Regions from separate parts of the Homo sapiens genome. Here region 2 is linked to region 1. A link is a contact called in ENCODE Hi-C data. All regions are on one chromosome and are shown on one strand. The core of a region is the stretch at or near the end of the contact, and the rest is flanking DNA. Distances in the headings are between cores, read along the strand shown. Region 1 holds the start of FIRRE (firre intergenic repeating RNA element). Region 2 holds the start of MIR106AHG (miR-106a-363 cluster host gene).

Region 1 (5,065 bases), core at 1,245-3,744:
ATTCAATCTGAAAAAAGCTACCAAGACAAAGGAGACAGGAAACAAAGCTGCCTTGCTATTGGCCCTGTTTGGGGAAAATCTGCTCTTTCGAATTTACTTTTGCTCCTGGTTTCCCTCTGAACTCAGACTGAAGCCTATACCACCCAGTTTCATCAGCCATACTTTGTTTAAAGAATCCCATTTCCGATAGCATTAGGAGATATACCTAATGCTAAATGACGAGTTAATGGGTGCAGCACACCAGCATGGCACATGTATACATATGTAACTAACCTGCTCATTGTGCACATGTACCCTAAAACTTAAAGTATAATAATAATAAAATTTAAAAAAACAAAAAAATGCCCATTTCCACTCTACCATAGCTTTGTAGGTCTGCTCTTCTTCATTCAACCTTGATCCCCAACAATTTCCCAAGTTATCTGCTTCAGTGGGAAATTCTTAGGGACCTAGGGCTAAGAAAGTGAAGAAAATAATGGAAATAACAGCCTAGAGAAGAACAAATCTAGGCACCAGGCCATGTGACTTGTTTCACTGCCAGGTTCCCTGGGAGTCCTCCATTTTCTGACCTGGGCACTAGGTCTTGTGTATTGAGTTGGGGGCAGCCATGTCAGAACCCTAATAGGAGGGTCCAGATAGATCTCAAGGCTGAATTCCATACAATATCCCTCTTGGGGTGACACACACACTCCAAACTTACAAAATTCCAGTAGAAAGGAACATGATTTTGTCTTATGGTTCCATCATTCAACATTAAAACACAAGCAAGTTCCCATGCACATCATTATTTGACTTTTAATGGCTTCCTATGGCTTTATTATATATGTGTGTGCCACTGCTTAAGCTTAGGAATCAGTCTTATGGTGTTTCCTCATAAGTAATTAAGACATGGTGCTTGTAAAGAATTTAGAAAATAACCATGTGCTGATCAAGAACAAAAGCACTGTCATAAAATCTTGTATTAAACACTAATAGCCTTTTGCATATTTACTCCCATTATTTCAACATGCACAGAGGTCTATATTTACGGTAATACACTACAATAAGCATATTTAAATTAAATTTATATATGCATCATGTTTTAGATGCAAACTTTTCACTGCTCATTCCTGGGTAACTGAAATTGTCATGAAATATTTGCAAGACCTGGATTTTAGATAATAAAATATTTGCAATGAGCTTCTTGATTGACTAATTCATTAAAGAATGTTAGGTTCTCAATTTTTAAAAAATTTATACACAGGACATAATACCTATAATGCCACCACTCAAGTATCTTAATTTTGATACCTGCCTTACCTAATCATTAGTATGCTGACTATATATATATATATATATACATGCTAACATTGGAACAGGCACTATGTGCTTATGCCTCAGAACATTAGGGTTTCTTTTGTTTATATTTTTCAAAACTTATACCAAAATTTTATCTTAAAATTTTATGTAAAATCTATAAAGTTGAAACGCATACTCACTCTAACACTGACCATGATTATGCATGATATGCATAATGCATATATATGTATAAGCATTAGATAGATAGGTCCAAGTTACCTGGTTACAGGCCTAGAGGGAAAAGAAAATGATTGCACCTATTATATATATATTTACTTCTCTTTATTTATTTATTTTTATTCAGCCTCTGGGAGCATGGACTATCCTTTTCTTTAAAGACAATTGAATGCAAACTGGATACAGTTTTGCACAAATTCTTCAACACCACCTTATACCATTTGCATACATGAATGACAATGTATATTTGAGTGCTTGGATTTTTTTTGTATCTTACTCTAGAAGACCTTTCTATTTCAAGAAATTACAAAAGTTACACCCACTGTTGGCACCGTTTAGATTTTAAGAAATTATAAGTAGAAAGTAAACGGTACTTCAATCACAACAAGAAATAGCCACTTAAAAATATCCTTGCCATACATTCTTATATCTTCACTTTGCACAAATAATATACACTTAAAAAATGTTCAAATTCTCTTGTACTTTGAATGCTAAAACAAGTTTTCCTCATTTGTAACTTGAATGCTCTTCAAATCTCATTAAGTATTCTTTAGAATAATGACAGGTTTTAAAATCTTGCCACATGTTTTTGCATTTCTAGAAATAATCATGCTTCTTTACAATGTACCTGCTATAACAGCCATGTATGGAGAAGTGAAGCGAGGTCACAGGTAATGCCACCTCCAGCAGACAAGAACTTTTAAAATGTGGGTTCATCTTCAATCCTCTTCACTCGGTTTTGGTTCTCATCTGTTTGTGCGTGGTCAGCTCTCCTAGCAAAAGTGCTAACCCTTCTTGGTTTGGCGGGCTGATCCCATTTCTCTTCAAGGTCCTCCTAGCTGCAAGCAATTTGGTTGCACCTGGGACCTCCAGCAAGCACATGGCATCCTTTTATAAGCAACCTGGTATTGTCTGGTTCTCTGCAGTGACTCTGCTACCACAAAGGTCCTAGGCCCCAGAGCCTGAAGGCACCACGTGTCAGCCTTTCCCAGACTCTCAGGGGCGGGGAGAGAGACGAATACCCACAGGCCCAGTACTTCGTTGGTTGGTGGCTTCCTCCAGTCCCGCCCATACTGGGAGAATACCAAGACCCCACCCTACAACTTCCTGGGCCTGGACTTCCTGCCAGAGGCCGACTTAGTCTTCCCTCCCCACGGGCCAGTTCCTACACCTGGACCTCACTCTGTCCAGAGCTTCAGGTAGGCCTCAGGAGGTGGAACTAAGATCCAGCTCATGGTCCGAGCCTGCTCAGCCTCTAACAGAATGGAACTTTCCAATATAAGCCCTCTAAGGGATGGGGCTTTTTCCAGAAATTTCCTCACGATGGCAGTGTTGCTCCTGGAATTCTATCCAATACTGCCCCCAAGCCCTCTTCTCCCGCCCGTCTGGTATGAAAAAAAAATGTGACCAACAGATTAAGGCACCAGGAAATATGGCTGACTTGAGAAACTCGCTCATACTATTGTGATTTTGCTTTTGGTTTTTCATCTGAAATCAAACTGGCGCCTAAACCTACACTCTCATCAGGGGTCTTTTCAGTTCAAGAACTCAATTTCCACTTACCTAGTCTTCACAGTTCTGCTTTTTCTTCACCTAACTTTTTCTCATGGTACTAAATTGTCTTGGTGTATCAGGGGTCAAACCTCAGGGATCCAGGCCTAGAGGGAAAAGCAAATGGTTGCATCTAAGGGCTTGGAGAAGAGCAAATCCATGTTGTTCTTGCCTGACTCACTTCCCAGGTTTCCCGGGAGTCCTACTCAATTTCTGGCCTAGGCACTAGGCCTGTGTGTTGAGGGAGAAGCAGTTGTCTGGAACCCTAAGCTAAGTGTCTAGATGGTTCTCAAGACTGCGTGCTATACAGTGCCCATTTGGAAGGGTACACAAACTCAAATATGTATAAATTCCAGTCAGAGGAGACTGATACAGTCTCATAGTCAAAATAATTTAAAATCGGAACACAGGCATGTTCCTATGTTCTTATATGACTGTCAATGGTTTCCTGTGACTTTAGTGTGTATATGCTTATCACTTAGGGGTCAATCTTATGGTATTTTATCTTACGTAATTAAGACATGGTGCTTGCAAAGGATTTGCAAAGGATTCAGAAAAGAACCATGTGCTGACCAAGAGTAAAGCACTGTCATAAACAGTACCTATTAGTAATACTGATAAACATCTGGATTATGTTTTGTGAACTAAAAAGTGTCTGAGACAGGTCTCAATAGTTTCAGAAATTTATTTTGCAAGTTTAAGTACACGCATGCCTGGGAGATAGGTCCATGCCTTTCTTCAAAGATGATTTTGAGGGCTTCAATATTTAAAGGGGAAAGGGCAGATACTGGGGAAAGGGGAAGAAATTTTGAAAAGATGTGGGTAGATAAGAGGCAAAGGGTAGCATTCTTTTGAGTCTTTGATCAGCCCTTCATAGGCGAGATGAGGGTAGAGGAATAGTCACGTACACATTCATCTAGCTCAGTGAATCTGCATTTTTTACATAGGATAAAATAAACACAGGGCAGAGGAAGCAATCAGACATGCATTTGTCTCAAGTGAGCGGAGGGAAGACTTTGAGTTCTGTCTTTTGTTCCATACCTGTGAGGATAAGCCAAAATTTACATTGTCAGGGTGAAATTCAACAGAACTGTTTCAGGGTAAAAATCTTGGGGCTCACAAGGAATTTCCTAGTGGGCAAATTGTGAGGGAGATATGTAGCTTTTTGTTTTTGCTTTGTTCAATCATTGTAGCCATCTTATTTAGGAATAAAATGGGAGGCAGGTTTGCCTGACGCAGTTCCCAGCTTGACGTTTCCCTTTGGCTTAGTGATTTTGGGGCCCTGAGATTTATTTTCCTTTCACAGTTTCAACATACACATGCAAACTCATATACTCATGCACTCATTTCAATATATACACATAAACATTTATATTTCGTGTCATACACAATAGTAAGTTTACATTAAAATGAGGTTTATTTGTATGTTATGGTTTGGAGTATACTTTCACTTCTGTTTCCTGGGCAGTTTGTCATTATCATGAAAAATTTGCAAGACCTGAATTTTTAGTAAATGAAACATTAACCAAGAGCTTCTTGATTGCTACATTCAATAACAATATGGTCTCTGAAGACATGTTCACTTCATAAAACACTTATTTAACAACTGGAAATTTAATTCCTATGATGTCTCCTCTCAGGTATCATGATTTGAAGAGCTTCTAATCTTTATTATGCTAACATGTGTATACTCTAAAACAAATATTGAATCACAAGTATAACATGCGTGCATCAGAAAATATAGGATATTCCTTCCTTCTCAAAATTTTAACCTACAATTAAATCTAAAATTTCATCTTATTTTATTTATTTATTATTATATTTTTAGAGACTGGGTCTGGCAAGTCTATGCAATCATGGCTCACTGTAGCCTTGACCTCCAGGCTCAAGCAATCCTCCCACCTCAGCCTCTGGAGTAGCTAGGACCACAGGCACACACCACCACACCCAGCTATTTTTTTCTTTTTTATATTTTTTTGTAGAGAAGGGGTCTCCTTAT
Region 2 (5,249 bases), core at 1,736-4,235, 2.3 Mb after region 1:
TGATGGGGTAACTTTTGTTTAAAAGAAAAACAAAAACGTTTGGGACAGAATCTGTAATACGTTAAACGAGTGAGGGAATTTTAAATGTTGAACTTTCGTCACGATATCTTATGCCACTAAATGAGTCTTTAGAAGTCTTTACAAACTAAACTGATTTATAAAACTTATACATCAATCTGGAATCAATTTTCTATTAGGGAAGAATGGATTTAGTATAGAAATGAGAAAAATAACATTTTTCCCCTTAAATTGGGTTTCTACACCTGTGAAGATTTCTTTTCCATTAAAAAAAAAATACTCCAAACTTGACTCAAAATGCATAGTATTTGCCAACCCAACCTGGCCAAACTGAGCCCCACAGCCATCAGACAGGGCGCCCTTCTAGTTACTACCTTTTGCTAATTAGCGGTTCATCTGGCATCCCTCGCGCACGCTGGGCAGTCACTCTCCAATCCCCTTAAATTGCAAATAATAATAATAATAATAAGGAAAAGAAAGAAAGAAGTCCTTCCCTGTACGCCTTTGTGGCTCCCTTTTGCCTCTTCCCGCGTCTCTCACACCCTTACCTAATGCTCCCGTTGAAGTCCGCGAGCAGCCCGCGCGTCCAGGGTGTGCTCCAGCTGCTCACACCACGCGCTCCAGTCCTCGTGCAGCCTCAGCCGCCGCCGAAATTAAAGAGAAAGAAACAAAGCATCATGGGAAACGGAGTTCTCCATTCAAAGCACCAAAAACGCGCCAAGCCCACGCCTCCCTCCCCCTCCATTCCCGGGTTGGTGGGATAGAAGCCAAGAGGGAGGGGAGTCCCTTTTTTCCCTCCACGTGCACCCCCTCATTTCACACCCTCACCACCAAAGTTTTCCAGGAACCTAAAGGTCAACGGTGGAGAAGAAAAGGGGAGTCGTTTCCCGCGCGCTGCCCGCTACCCCTCAACCGCACTCTGGTACTTTGCTTTTCTCAAGTCCCGCCCGCTCCGTCCCCTCCCACCCAACCAGTCAACTCTACCGGATCACAGCTGCCCCAACGAAGGGCTCCCTTCTTGCCCAGCCACCCGCTCGGGAAACCGCGCGCGGGACCCAGCTCCGGCCCGCCCCTCGCAGGTGGAGAGCGCGGGGATCCCGCACGGGCCGCCCTCTCCGGGTGTCCCCTCCACACGTATACCCAGTGTCCCAGCGCGCAGCTCGAGCGCTCCGGGGCCGGGTGCGAGCGCAGTCTCCCGCGGAGCCAGAAGGGGAAGAGAAGTGAGAAAAAGCGTCCACTAAATGGATCAAGGCCGCGAGCGCACATCTCACCCCAAAGCGCCCCTGTCCAGAGCGACGCGGGGCCACGAGCCTCCCTGCCACCACTTGAGGAGCGCTCCGTCCCCTTGGCCCTCTGTCCGTAGCTATATCCCTGGGAAAAGCCCGCCCCTCTGCCTTTAATAGCCCAAGGAAAAAAGCCCGCCCCCGCCCACCCGGCCCGCACAGGAATTAGGAAACGGAACCCCCACCCCGCCAAAGCGAAAACCCCACCGAGCCCCAGTTACCCACGGGCGGACCGCAGTCGGCATTTTCCCTTCTCTCTTCCCCCAAGCTGGAGTCCTTAATTAAAGGCGCGCCTGGGACAGCGGCCCAGGCAGAGGCCGTGGCCGGAGCCGGTGCGGGTGCCACCGGCATCCGGGCCAGGATGGCGCACTCACTACCACCTTGTCCCATCTCGCTCCCGCGGCGCTCGCCTCAGCCCCCCACCGGAGACAGACGACGAGGCCCACGGAGCCGTGGGACAGGGGTGTCCCCCACCCGGCGCGCGCATGCGCGCCACCTCGCCGCTAGATTGAAAGTGTTCCTAAGGCCCGAGGAGGGAAGAAATAGAAACACGACTTACTCTCTGCACATGTGAAAGTTTTAACCCCTAGCACCTTGTGCTACTGTTGGGAGGCTTTCGCCCTTGCCAGGCGCCCTCTTCACCCACTAAATCAGGGTTTCTTGGCAGGTATCGTTAACGGTAGCAGCCACCGAATACACGCGCAAATGTGCGGAAGATACGGTGCAATTATCTTGCTTTCTCCTCTCATTCCACCGCTAATGAGAACCAATTGAGGGCGGGCTGCTTCAAGGCCAAAGCCCGACAGCGCTCTGTAGAATAAAATGATGTCTTAGTTTAAGACGCACAATCAAAATGGAATTAAGCATACCAGACTTTGAACACCGGGCAAAATGAGAGACAACCGGGCTATATACCTTCTCCGCGTCCCTGGCGGACACAGGCGCAAGATGGGATTTGGGGAGCGTGCGGGGGTTGGGGGGGTGGGCGGGGGTGTGCAGGGTACGAGGTTACAAATCAGAGACCAGTGAGCACGCTGGGTCGGAGGAGGAAAGCCCTGGAAGGCAAGCGGGGGGCAAGGAAGGAGGGAAGGGGTGCAAAATGAAGCCGGACCCCTCCCTTTCCACCATTGTTACCAGGGTGATTGTGGCAGCCCAAAGCCCAGAAGAGGACAAGGGCGCCATGTGATTCTCAACCTGGTGCACTGGTGCACAGTAGTAGCTCAGGCAAACATTACAAAAGACTGGCCTCTCCCGCCCCTGGCCCGCGAAAGAGTCCAACCTGAACTGCCAGCGCCCCTCAGGAGTCAGCGGTGGATGCAACGAAAACCACAATCATTTCTCCAACGCGAGTCACTCGCACAGGTGGGCTTCCTCCCCTTTTTCATGCAACAGACCTTGCAGCCTACCCTGGCACGTCTGCGTGATACTTTCTGGAAACTACGCAGCCCGAAGTTTACTACCCAACCAGATCCCTCCTGTGAGATTGCACCGACTGCAATGCAACTTTCGACCTTTAATGGTAACGACTAGCAGTGGAAAGAAGAGGAGGGGGAGGGAAGAGAACTTAGACCCGACTTTAAGAAGCGTTGTATTAAAGCAAGATAAGAACAGTACCTTTGAGCTGGAGCAAAACCTGGAGTAAAAAAAAGGGTTTTTGCGAAAGTGGCGCGAAGATAATATCATGTGATCCGACCCCAGGGCGTCTCCTTCCCCTTTTGCCAAACTCCCCTCCCCTCGAAAAAAGGGGGGTTGGGGGAGCTACATCCGCTCCTCACAAACTATTAGCATAATTAATTGTGTCCTACAGCTGCAGCCAGAGCTCCCGGGTCAATGAGTAAACATATCCTCATCCTCTTCAACATCAGAACAAAAAAACCCATTACCCTGATTTTGGAAAATGTTCCCAAATAAATCTCATTATCTTCAAAAGTCTTTATTTGGTATTCGGAGTCTATGTGTCTTGGTTGGAGAGACAGAAGAAGGTTGGAAAAGATGAAATCATCCTATTAAAGGGAACAAGTAGAAGTAACTCCCCAAGAGTGACATATTTAAGTAAAGGTTTTCAAATGGAAATACCGTGTTGAGGGACTTCACTAGCTTAAAATTTTCCAAAAGTTTTAGCAGTTCATTAAACAAGACATCCTCCCAGTCTTCCTATTCGCCACCCCCCATCTCCCACCCCTCCTCCCAGTCCTCCTTCCCTTTAAAGCTAGAACAATACCCGGAATAAGGTATTTTGAGATTGCTTTACCAGGATATTTTCTTGTTCTTAATTTTTTTTAAGGGTTTGCAACATATAGAATGTCTGGATCAAGTTCCCAACTGGCGAAAATAATTTATTCCATCTCAGTACCTGTCTAGCACAAGGTAAAACTAACTAAGTACAAGATATAGGTTATGAGAAACTAGGACATTTTGATACACCAAATGATTTATTTTTGTCTCTTTCTTTTGGAAAAAAAATTTAATCATCGGCCAAAATACCTAGAGAATCAAAAAAATCTAAAGAACAAAGCATTTCACACACACCCCCCCCAAAAGTCAGAATAACTAACAGCTCAAAGAAAAGCACGTGATCCCTTCATGCTTTAAAACTTGTGGTCATGCTGAGGCTAAAAGCAAAGAGCTTGTGACCCCGCAACCCCGTCCCCTCCCCCAGACCACAGCCCAGGGCTTAAGGCTCCAGGCTCCCACCGGGCTCCTGCTCGCTCCCAGTATTGTGAGACAAACAATACTTAGGCATTCTGCAAAATAAAGGAGCCACAACTCCTATCCCCCAGTCACATCATTTATGACCAAACAGACTGGCCGGTGTGCGTATATACGCATGTATGTAAATATGATATAGAATACATGCCTACACGAAAGCCCAGATGTTCTGTCAGAATGTGTAAGAAAGGTATGGAAACTGGCCAAAGGGAGGGAGAACTTGTTATCTTTCGTGAGCCTAAGGATTCTCATCACAACTTTAAATTCTTGACACTATTTTGAGTTTATGATGGATTCAAAGAAAAACGGTGAATGCCCAGCAAAATATTCCCCTCAAAATAGACCCACTTTGAGCTTTCCTCTGCCTTGAAAAGGGGTGAAGGGATTCTTCTGTATTGACCTCTAGATTTAATTATGCCATATAAAGCAGCAATCTCAAGTAGTTTGGATTTGAACACCTTTAAGAATAAAATTGACATTTTACCCAGTTGAGAAATCATGTTACTTGATTTAGAAATAATATTAAGTGGCTTTGTTAAACCTAATGATTGGTATCTTAGAACAAAAAGGTCCCCATGGAAACCAGAAAGTAATTTAAGAGTATTATGTTCCTCACACAACTAGAATAGAGCTTTTGTTCTATGTGTATTTACTACTCTACATTTTTGAACTACACTTGCAATTAAGGTCTGTTACACTCTGGTTTTGCCCAGGATGAGAAGTTTAGTGTCCCACTGAAATATGTGTTTTGCTACATTTGTGTGTTTATGTTCATGTGCTCATGTGCATGCCCATGAGGCCTAAAACAAAGCCAGCAGATCAGAACACTCACTAAACAGAATGGAGGCGGAAGATCCCAAACAAAATATTTCAAATGCTATTTTGCTATTTGATCCTAGAGCAGGAACTGTGATTTCATTAGAAGTCTATCAAAACTGGTCTTCACTAACTTTATTTTTTAAACGAAGTATTCCTTCATTTGCAAACATTTCATAGTTTTTAGATGAATCAATCTTCTTTTGAATGCCAATCATACTAACACAAATCAGCCTGAAAAAATGAAATTTGAATTTTTTGGACCAGGCCTTAATTTGTTTATGAAAATTTATGTCAGCAGAACAAAGAGAAAAATTAGAGTCAGTAATGAATTTCTGAATCTTATTTCTTTTCAATAGCATATGCCAACATAAATCATGTAAATAAAATAAATACATCTTCAACTAAATAGCGTCCATGAGA

Evidence for each region. A loop is a pair of places that touch in the nucleus more often than their neighbours do. Pooled maps may share reads with other maps.
Region 2: a map of naive thymus-derived CD4-positive, alpha-beta T cell shows a loop between it and region 1 (8-fold over the local background). The contact joins the promoter of MIR106AHG here to the promoter of FIRRE in region 1. A Hi-C loop is called at or near these places in 1 of 168 maps with a recorded cell type or tissue (naive thymus-derived CD4-positive, alpha-beta T cell), 1 of 37 single-sample maps with no recorded cell type and 8 of 50 pooled maps.

Annotation. Positions count from the first base shown.
Region 1 is chrX:131,828,149-131,833,213 of GRCh38, forward strand. It overlaps FIRRE (firre intergenic repeating RNA element), which reads right to left and starts at 2,495. Exons shown (of 10, transcript NR_152876.1): 1 at 2,144-2,495.
Region 2 is chrX:134,171,103-134,176,351 of GRCh38, forward strand. MIR106AHG (miR-106a-363 cluster host gene) reads right to left here and starts at 2,986. Exons shown (of 2, transcript XR_007068340.1): 1 at 567-2,986. RefSeq lists an enhancer at 1,051-1,858 and a silencer at 3,817-4,111.